Regions from separate parts of the Homo sapiens genome. Here region 2 is linked to region 1. Evidence: read pairs that join two places in POLR2A ChIA-PET (ENCODE). Cell type or tissue: Panc1. All regions are shown on one strand. Links, peaks and the distances in the headings refer to the core of each region. The heading gives the core; the rest is flanking DNA. Region 1 overlaps GRM8 (glutamate metabotropic receptor 8). Region 2 has its middle 650 kb from the start of MIR592.

The links. Peaks named below come from ENCODE experiments on the same cell type or tissue, not always from the same donor. Only the 100,000 strongest peaks of a DNase experiment are listed, where the experiment ranks them.
Region 2: POLR2A ChIA-PET joins it to region 1 with 5 read pairs; 2 of 35 experiments call an interaction of 5 or more read pairs at or near these places.

Annotation. Positions count from the first base shown.
Region 1 is chr7:126,715,779-126,721,173 of GRCh38, forward strand. The region is part of intron 7 of GRM8 (glutamate metabotropic receptor 8); the gene reads right to left. Among named protein-coding and RNA genes, the nearest start is that of MIR592, 340 kb to the right of the region's middle. RefSeq lists an enhancer at 4,508-4,557. In Panc1, for the core only: no CTCF peak of the experiment used is centred there; no DNase peak of the experiment used is centred there.
Region 2 is chr7:126,409,305-126,414,699 of GRCh38, forward strand. No RefSeq gene overlaps it. Among named protein-coding and RNA genes, the nearest start is that of MIR592, 650 kb to the right of the region's middle. In Panc1, for the core only: no CTCF peak of the experiment used is centred there; a DNase peak (open chromatin) is centred at 2,158; H3K4me3 peaks cover 281 bases.

The DNA of each region.
Region 1 (5,395 bases), core at 209-5,208:
CTATAGCTAAAATTTTGCTTTTGTAGGCTGAGGTAACCTTACTCCTATCTTTTCAAATACCCTTTCTATCACTGCCAATGGCTTTTCTGTCCCATTTCCTTTATGGATAATTCCAACCAAAACTGATTTTATTTTTTCTGACCACCATGATAGGTTATTAACTGAGCATGTATTTTCACAGTTGCTTATAATTGAACTCTGTTCTCTAATTTTTTTTCACATGCATAAGTCCTTTCACCTAAAATAGATTTTATATCACCTAGGCATAAATATATTTGCATCCTCTAGAGCAGACAGACATATAGTAAGTGCTTAATAATACTCAGTTTGACACAATTTAATTGAATTAAGAAGCATTTAAATTTAGGCAGGAAAACTGAATAAACATTGAATAAACACTTTTTTTTCTCTCTCTAAAATGCTCATCTGGCTTCTTTTTCAAAACAGTTTTTTTTTTTCCTTACATATAGTCAGGGTCTTAGACTCCTGAATTGTAGTCTAATTGGCCTAATTTGAGACTCATGTTGGCAGCAACAATTTCTGTAACTATCTGGAGTTGTGAAGCAGTTAGCCAGAGAAGTATATTTGACAGCTAAGTTATTTCTCTACAGAAAAAAAAAAAAGTGTTGAAATTCAGAAAGGGATCAGTTAGGCTTGTAATAGTTACTGTTTTTCTATAACACCCTTTGCTCCCCGTGGCATCTGCCTATGTCATTCTCCTTGGGTGCTGAGGGTGGGTGCTGCTAGAACGTATGACTTCATGATGCATCACTCAGGATTCCTTCCCTAAATTCCCCTATGAAATGTTGGTTTTCACCTCCATCATCCTGATGCATGCTCTCTTTTGTCCAAAACTTCTACTCTGTTGTGTATTCTATGTGTGCCTGTGCCCAGAAACTTCAAGAGCCAAGGACTTTCATTCTCCCTGAGGATGTTTCTAAGGATCTCTCTACTCTCATGTATGATTTTTTACAATGTTTGTAGGTAGAAAATAAATTATCGGTGAGGAGAGAGAAAATGAAGAAATGGGAGTGATTGAGAGGAAAGCATGAGGGAGAAGAGGAAGAATCATGAACATGAGTGGAGGGGTTATTCTCTAAGAGGCCAGCATGCTCTTCTTCCACCAGTAGGGAGGAATAATAAACATGTCAAGAGGAGCAGAAAAAAGATAAGAGTTCCTTAAAATCTTTTGAGGTGGAGAAAAGGAACTACATGAAAGATGATGGTAAAGAGCCTAAAACTTTTCCCTGAAGAAATAGGGAGTAAGATCATTTGCCTGAGAGATGCAGCAGATTATGAAAATGACTTGGGACCATCTTTGTGAGATTTGGGCATCTATTAGAGGGTCATGATTGTGGTGAGCACCTGAATGAAAGTGGCTGGCACAAATGTATTATGGTATAGTCACTGAAATCTATGGCCCTCAGGCAACTCTGGATAGGGAAGAGAGAGAAAGTATGGACAATGGAGCTGATCCCTGAGGCAAATAATTCTAGAAGGGTGGAGATGGAAAGCACTGGTGTGACTGACAGGAAGGTCGAGGCTTGTGGGGTGGAGGGTGAAATAAGAGTTGTGGAGATTTCATGTAGCATGCATGTGAGCCATCCAGGGACACGAGTGCTGGGAGTAAGCGGGCTCACCAGACACAGCCATCCTTCACCCTCCTTCACACCAGGAGGGCAGCTCAAACATGTTTGGGACATACAACTATGGACTTTGGGACATACAACTATGGACAAAGCTTCCCCAAAAAGAGACAATTAGGAAAAGTAATACAGGCCAATAACCATGCTTTCTCTACATACTATTTCAAATAAGTAGACTTTGTAGTGTAACCTGCATTTCTACTTCAAATAATTGTGGAATCTAACATTTTAAAATACATTCCCTTTATATTACATATTACCAATTTACATACTTGTAAAAACATAAAAATTTAGGAGGCAATAATTTATTTACTCAAAATTATAACAGGACTTAAATTACCAATTATTTTGGTTAATATCGGAATAATTTTATGGACAAAAAATCATTTACTTAGAAACCGTGCTAAGAACATAAATTTAACATCATCTAAACTCTTTGCTTATTTCTAGGAGTAACTCTTTCATAAGTACATAGTTAGATAGGTTCCTTAGTTTGAATGGTGATGTCTTTAATAACTTCGGTGTTGGCCGGGCGTGGTGGCTCACACCTGTAATCTCAGCACTTTGGGAGGCCAAGGCCGGCGGATCACAAGGTCAGGAGATCGAGACCACCCTGGCCAACACGGTGAAACCCCGTCTCTACTAAAAAAAAAATACAAAAAATTAGCAGGGCGTGGTGGCAGGCGCCTGTAGCCCCAGCTACTCGGGAGGCTGAGGCAGGAGAATGGCGTGAATCCAGGAGTGGGAGCTTGCAGTGAGCCGAGATCACGCCACTGCACTCAGTGTGACAGAGTGAGACTCTGTCTCAAAAATAATAATAATAATAATAACTTCAGTGTTTTTTTCTCTATTTACTCAGTTTTCCAGAGGGAAGGCTAAGCTTGTTCCATATTAGGAGGTTAAAAAAATGCGTACTTCAGTGACCAAGAGTGTTTATACCTGACTATTTTAGGCTCAAGCTCTAGGGTGGGGGTATAGTTGATTCACAGATTTTTTGGATTTTGATTCTGAAATTTCATATCCTGGGGTGAGTTATTTGCAAGAATTTGTAGTGATGAGCTTTTGTCTCCCTGTGCTAGTGAGTTGTTTTGCTGCTGTGTGGTGGAGGCCAGGACTTTTCAGGGTGATGCCTCCACTAGCTACTTTGCAGGGCATCATAGCCAACTGAGAGTCAAAGGTAGATGTAACCACATGTGAACTTCAGACTTTCCATTTGACTTGCATCTCCAGCCCTCTAGAATTATTCACTGCAGGGATCAGCTCCATTGTTCATGCTTTCTATCTCTTCCATGTCCAGAACGGCCTGAGTGCCACGAGGTTCCAGTTACTGCACTATTATATGTTCGTGTCAGCCACTTTCACTTGGGCTCTCACCATGATTATGAACTCCTTAGAGATACTCAAATACATTTCTCATGAGGGTAGCTCCAAATCATTTTCATAATCTGCCATACTTTCCAGCTAAATAACCTTACTATCTACTTCTTTAAGGAAAAATATTAGGGTCTGTACCATTATCTTTCATATAGTTACTTTTATATACTTTGGAAATAATTTAATGTAAAATCAATACTGCATATTGTGGGACAATGGAATTACCTGGGTTTTGGAGTCAAACACATGTGAGTTCAATTCTTAGATTAGCTACTGAAAAGGTGGGAGGGTTTAGAAAAATTATTAAAGCTCTGTGAACTCCAGATCTTTTTTTACCTAAGTGTGTATTATAATAATAGACACTTTGCAAAGTTATCATAAAATATAAATTAATAAATGAGATAATATTGATGGGATAAAAGTATTTTGCATAATTTTTGGCACACAATAAATTATCACAGTATGCATTAATCGTTTTAACTTACTGAGTGATATAAAAGGATATTTTGAAAGTAGTTGTTATTAACACAAACATAGATTTCACTTTCTAAACTACATTAAGTGGTCAAAATAAAATGTTTACTCAATAAAGTATTCATCAGCATGTTTTTAAACCTATAGGAATTCTGCTGCAATCATATTCCAGTAACTGGGTAGGTCTGGTTCAGGTATTGTACTAAAAGGAGTCATGAACTAGGTTGTAAATGATTTTGTCAAGGTGTCAGTCATGTCATACATGAAAGTATGCTGTTGTAAGTCTGTGAGAGTCAACATGTGTGAAAAATAACAATGAAGGGCCAAGGAACCACCACGACACCTTACAGAGGTGTATTATTGGACAGCCCTGTGATAGCTGTGATAGCTGAAGTTTGCCCAGGCTGTGATCCACTAGTTTTTAGCAGGGTAATCTTTCTGTGCAAAAATGCCACACAATTCACCAGGCCTCCAGGGAGCTGGGAAATCACAAATAGACAGAGACTTGAAGAGTGGGTGGATTTTTTTTTTTTTCTTTAAAGCAGCAGCTGTTAGTTTAAAAGATAGTCTTTAGTCTTGAAAAAAAAAAAAAAGAAATACAAGGTATTTACTGATTTCTATAGCAAGTTCTATATTTTTTCTTTTCCCTTACTTCTTCTAATTCCAATGTTATGTTTTTTAAAGTAATAGTGATAATTTTATCAGTGTCTCTAATTTATAATGTCTCTAGTAAGAGTAGCTGTTATATCAATATACTATAAACATACCCTTTCTTACTTGTCACTCCCTCCTCTCCTTCTGCTTCTTACCTTCCTTTCTTGTCTCTCTCTTCCTGTTCTTCCTTTATTATGTATATTTAACTCATGTTATTCTCACAATTTTTTTTTTTTTTTTGAGATGGGATCTGGCTCTGTCACCCAGACCGGAGTACAGTGGCATAATCATTGCAGCCTCAACTTCCTGGGCTCAAGTAATCCTCCTTCTTCGGCCTTCTGAGTAGCTGGGACTACAGGCATGTGCCACCAAACCTGGATAATTTTTTAAATTTTTTTTTGTAGAGACAGGGTCTATGTGGCCCAGGCTGTTCTCAAAGTCCCAGGCTCAAGCGATCCTCCTGCCTCAGCTGGGATTACAGGTGTGAGCAACTGTGCCTGACCACAAGTTGCCTCTTAAATGAATAAGTGGTTATTAGAGCAGTCATCATTCTTCTGACAGAAAACCTTCCTGACAAGGGTTTCATATGTGAATATAATGAAAGCAAAATTTAACTTTTAACCAAAAATGTTGCAGTATATTCATTTGAAAAGGATGACACAGAAAGGATAAGTAGATTATTTCTGAGACCCCATACACACTGTCTTTACAATTCCAAGATTCATAATTCTAATATACTAATAAAATATAAAACTTTTAGTGTTTATAAATAGACAAAAATACATGTGGATCTCTTATACCAACTGAATTTTATATATTAATACTTCCTCGACCAAAGGTATTTCTTTGTAATTTTTGTCTTACTTTTACAAAACAGGAAAATGAGAAAAAAGTAAACTTTCACTAGACAGAGGTAGAATTTTCATTGGCATCTCTAAGAAGAGTATGGGGAGACTCAGAGCTTTCAGATGGCTTTTGAGGAAACTGCTTTGTGTTTATTTTGCTGCCTTCCTTCACTTTTTCCCTCTAGCAAACACAGAGATTAAAGATCAGTGTGTTGGCCATTCTACTGTCATCACAACATAAAATGTTTTCTGCTCTCTTGAGCTGACATCTCATCAGCACTAACAGCTTGACCCTACACCCCAATGGTATATAGGATATACCTGTCTTTAAAATGTGTGAACAGAATGTTATCTGCAGTGATTTTTCTTTTTATCCTTTGATCTGTCACTATTTCTTCACAA
Region 2 (5,395 bases), core at 267-5,266, 310 kb before region 1:
CCAATCATCAAGTTATAAAATATTAAATATGTAAACTTAAATCTATGAAAGAGGATGCCCTGGGATCTGGGTACAATATCAAATATAAGTCACTTAGCTATCAAAAACATTGTCTTAGACTATAGCCAGATACTTACTCAGCCTCAAGAGGAGCTGGGTTTTCATGTTACGGGTCAGAATTCATGAGCTCTTGAAATTACATAGTGTCATCTCATATTGCACTCTCATGTTAAAGAAAATGGGAAGAAAACATAGTGATTACATTCAGTGTGCTCTTCAAAGCCATAAAAGTTTCAACAGTGTTATTTTCACATGTTCATATGAGATAAAGGCTGCTGACATCATGAGTAGCTGCAAAGCACATCAGGTGGAATCCCAGTAAACAAATAAGCAAAGTGGTAAATTTGGATTCTACTTTTGGTTATTTGAGTCAACGTAGCCTGGACAATAAATGCTAATTATATTTGATTATGTGTTAATATTATATTATATATACATATTTGTATACTATTATATCAAATGCAATAATATTTGATTAGGTTGTTCTTATATATTAACAAATATAGTTGTATACTTGTTATAATATGAGTAGATATATTAGGTTTGTTTGTGAGACATAAAAATATAAAAGTGGCATAAATAAGATGTATATAAATAAAATCATTTGTAAACATAAGCTCTCCAGGGCTTGAAGGGTAGCCCCACAATGATTTCTCTCTTGTCAATCTGCTATTATTTAAAGATAACTTTCACCTTCTAGTCCAGGCAAGCAGCTCTAACCATTATATCTGGATTGTGCTTTTTTGTTTATTTTTATCTTTGTTTTTGTTTTACCTTTGAAATAAATTTCTATTTTATTAACAATATTTTCTGCATACAATTGAAGACATAATATTATAAATATTTGTTTACTCAAGAAATTTATTTAATTGTTCATTTAACTCTTTCTAGCCCCTTTTCATAACTGCATTAACCAACAATGTTTTGTTTAAACGTTTTTGTTTTAAAATAATTATAGACTCAGACTCACAGAAAGTAGCAAAAATAGTATAGACAGGTCTTATGTACCTATCATCTACACACACACACACACACACACACACACACACGTTTCATTTCTCTAGGATAAATAACCAAAAGTGCAAGTGCTGGCTCCTATGGTAAGTATATGTTTAATTTTGCAATGAACTTCCAGACTAATTTATTGATTGGCTGTATCATTTATGTTTCCACAAGCAGTGTAAGAGAGATCCAGTTTCTTCACAACCTTGTCAGTAGTTGACATATATTTAAAATTGTTTAATCATATTAATAGATATGTATGGTGTCTCATAGTCGCTTTCATTTGCATTTCTTAAGGGCTAATTGAACATCTTTTACTATGTTTATTTGTCCCTCGAATATTGTCTTTGATAATATATCTGTGAAACACTTTGCTCATTTTTTAATTGTATTACTTGTTTTCTTGCTGTTGGGTGTAGAGAGTTCTTTAAACATTGTGGATATGAGTATTATGCCTGATACACGATTTGCAAATGTTTTCTCTAATCGGTGGCTTGTGTTTTCATTTTTTAGTATAGTCTTTCCCAGAGCAAAAGTATTTAATTTTGATGAAATTTAATATTTTTTTTCTCTTGTGGATCATGACTTGATGCCATGTCTAAGAATTTTTTGCTAACCCTAGGTCATGAAGATTTTCTCCCATATGTTGTTTAAAAAGCTTTATAGTTTTACATTTTGTATCTATTTTGAGTTAATTTTGTGTAAAGCACGGGCTTTAGGTCAAAGTTCACTTTTTTTGGAAGTTGATGCCAATTGTTTCAGCACTATTTGTTAAAAAGAATCTCTTTCTTCCATTGAATTGGTTTTGCTTATTTGCCAGCAGTCAGCTGGCTGTTTGTGCACATCTGTGTTTTAAACAGCAGGAAGGTAAAAGAGAGAAGAGAAGGTTCACGGCCACCACACCATTTGCATGGGAAAAATGAAATAGGGTCTTTGTTACAGGTAGGAATATATCCAGCTAAAAACTGAAGTGCCTGTTACCATATAAGAGGAGGATAATGAATATTCAACAACAATTAGAAGTCTTTACCAGAGCAGCTATCATTTCAAATACAACAAAAACACAAAAGTAAAAAATGAAAATGAAAGCATGATTCAGCAGTGTGGCTGATTTTCCTTCTCATCAAGTTCTGGCAGAGAAGTGGAATGGTTAACATCTCTGGGTGCTCAAGGTCTCCAAGTCTTTTCTGCCTGCCTCACTATGCAAACTTTAATATTTAATGCCAAACCTTTCTCTTCCTTCCTTCTTAAATGCTGACTGTAGTTATTCTAAACTTGGACTGGTAAACCACCCTTGATTTCTTTCAGGTGCCTCTGCTTCACTCATGGTTCACGATTTATTTCTCAAAATAAATAACTCTGGTTAATTTCAGGGGATTTCTTTTAAGCTAACAACTCTACCCTAATCTGAATATTTTTGGAACTTGAACATTATCTTGATTCAAGTAAAACATAATAAAACTACTGAAATGGAAGAGCACAATCCCTTTCCCTGCACATTGAAAGTTATGAGGGAGAAGCGAGTGATGGAAATGAAAAGTAAGGCTGGAGTGAATCTCGAGCCAAGTACACATTCACACCAAGAAACTGCAAACCAAAGCTACTAGGGCAGTTGAGAGAACAGAAACTCACCCTGTCTCACCTGTATTGGTAGTGGCTGTGTATGGCTTAATGTTTAAATGGTGCCCAAGGCATCTTTGACATTTTTTACTCAGATGAGAAACAGCTAAACATCATTAGAAAATTTGGCCTGTTTAATCATATGCTGAACCCTTTCTAGTTCCAGAGGAGGATTAGTCTGGTCGGCATCCAGTTGACTTGGCATCAAGGTGCAGCTGGAATGGGAGCTTGGCTAGAACAGGGAATGAATGTCATCAAAACATGAATCAGGTTTCCTGAGACCCACTGTGTGAAATATTGGCATTCCTGTTACTTTATTATGTTCTCTCCTTCTAAAACTGTTAAATTTTGTAATGTAACCTAGGCTTTTACAGAAGTGACAAATAAAAAGCTAAATCGACACTTAGAATGTTCAAGGGTGCTCTGGAATGATGATTGTAGCTCTTTTTGTGGTACTGTAAAATATGAATAGTTTAGGTCCCAAATTCTTTTCACATTACAGAAAACTGAGAAACTAGATCAACCAATAATAATTATATAAGCTTCAATGCTGGTTTGTAAAAATATGTCAAAAAATTAACATGCCTGCCAGCATTGGATATTAGATCTTATCAATTCTGATTGCTACAGATGTATGCAAAAAAACATATCATTAATGGCAGATGCATTTAAACACATTTATCATTGAGCTTTGACGTATGTTTAACAGTTAACTTTGACTTACATTTCCCGATACTAAAAAGGTAAGGGTTAGGTACAGGGAAACAGCATAAGTCCTGCATTTGTGGAATGGGAAGTGATTAAGAGAGTGGGTTTTGAAGTCAGGCAACTGAGTACCTGGCAACACTATTTAAAAGATAATGAACTCACGTGAATTTCTTAATCGTTCTGTGCCTCAGTTTACTCACGTGTAAATGAAGATAATATAAATACCATATACAGTAGTACAGCAAAGAAGATAATCCATATAAATTGTTTGAAGGATTGTTGAATATTTTATTCATATCACATGCATTGCTTGTTACTTATTCATTCATTTCCTTATTCAACAAATATTTAATTGCTAAAGTGCCTACCGTATACTTATGGTTCTAGTAGCTTAGAATTCATTAGTAAATAAAACAGAAGAAAATCTTTGCCTTTGGGAAGCTTTTTTTTAATGTGTGGAGGTAAGCTTTATATCCAACATTTTTGCTTGACTGATTTATGTTAAAATAACTCATGTTTTACTGCAGCTGAAACATTTAAACTTCAACTCACATATTATCAGTAATTATAATCACAATTTTGTCTCTTCAGAGATGGCCCAGAGAAGTTAGTCTCAATTCCATTACTGACCTGATTCATTAGGAAAATACCCCTCTTACAAAAGAAAGCTTTTATATATTGTATACTTGAAAATTGCTAAAAGAAGAGGTTTTAAATGTCCTAACCACAAAAAAGTACATAAGGTAATCCATATTTTGAATAGCGTGATTTAACCATTCCACAATGTTTACATATATCAAAATAGCATGTTTTACACCATAAATATGTGCAATTTTTGTCAATAAAAAATAAACAAATAGCTGAAATAATATATTGTTTTTAGAAAGAAGGCCTTTAGAAGGGTGGTTGTCTCTGCAGATTTTAACAGACACAGATAGTAACACCAAATTTTATTCCTTAGCCCTTGGCTCTTCAATAACTTGTTTCTTCTTTTAACATGTTTTTAAGGACATTAGGACAATATGTCACAAGCCACATTCCATGCTGTCATTTATCTTATGCTGGATGATAGTAAATAAACTTACAGCTTTTCTTAAATAATTTAAGAATAAATGTCATTTACAGAAGACTTATTTTGATACACTTTAAAATAACTAAAAAAGTATGACTGGATTGTTTTTAAGACAAAGGATAAATGCTTTAGCCCGTTTACCATGATGTGATTATTATACATTGCATGCCTGTATCAAAGTGTCTCAGGTACCCCATAAATATATACACCTACTACGTACCCACAAAAATTAAAAACTAAAAAAAGAAATTAATTTTAAAAGCCCTCAATGTGCAATGTTAGCTACATGTAACTGTTCAAGTGGCCTATTTTTAGAGAAAACTACCTATTGTTTTATTTTTGATAGAAACAAGTTGTTTCTAGAGCTACTTAATGGTACTGGCAAAATTTGGCAACCATGTGATTTTTGGTTTCCATAGTATCATCTTGGTTTTCTTTTAACATATATAAATAATAGAAATATCAAGTTTTTAATTATTTAATTAAAATTACTGTAGCTTTAATGTGTAATATAACGTTCAGAACAACTTTAAAAATTGTTACTTTTTATGAATCGTTTCAATGACCCATTGAAGTGATCAAAACGATTGCCAAGAGACCCCTCTATCTTTGTTTTTGAGCTGCACACATATTTTGAGATAGGGTAAAAAATACAGAGAAGATCTTTCCATAATGTTTCAATTGCTTCAGGTAGAATAAAATCATTCAAAGATGCTCCTCGCTTTGAGTTATTCTCTTGCCATATCTATTTTACTCACGGATTTTATTCTTCTTTCCTTGCCTCTCCATTGCTTACCCTCCAAATATAATAAGAAATAAGTAATCAAGCATGCTTAGTTAAAAATAGCAATTCATGTCTGGGCACAGTGGCTCACGCCTGTAATCCCAGGACTTTGGGAGGCCGAGGCGGGTGGATCACGAGGTCAGGAAATC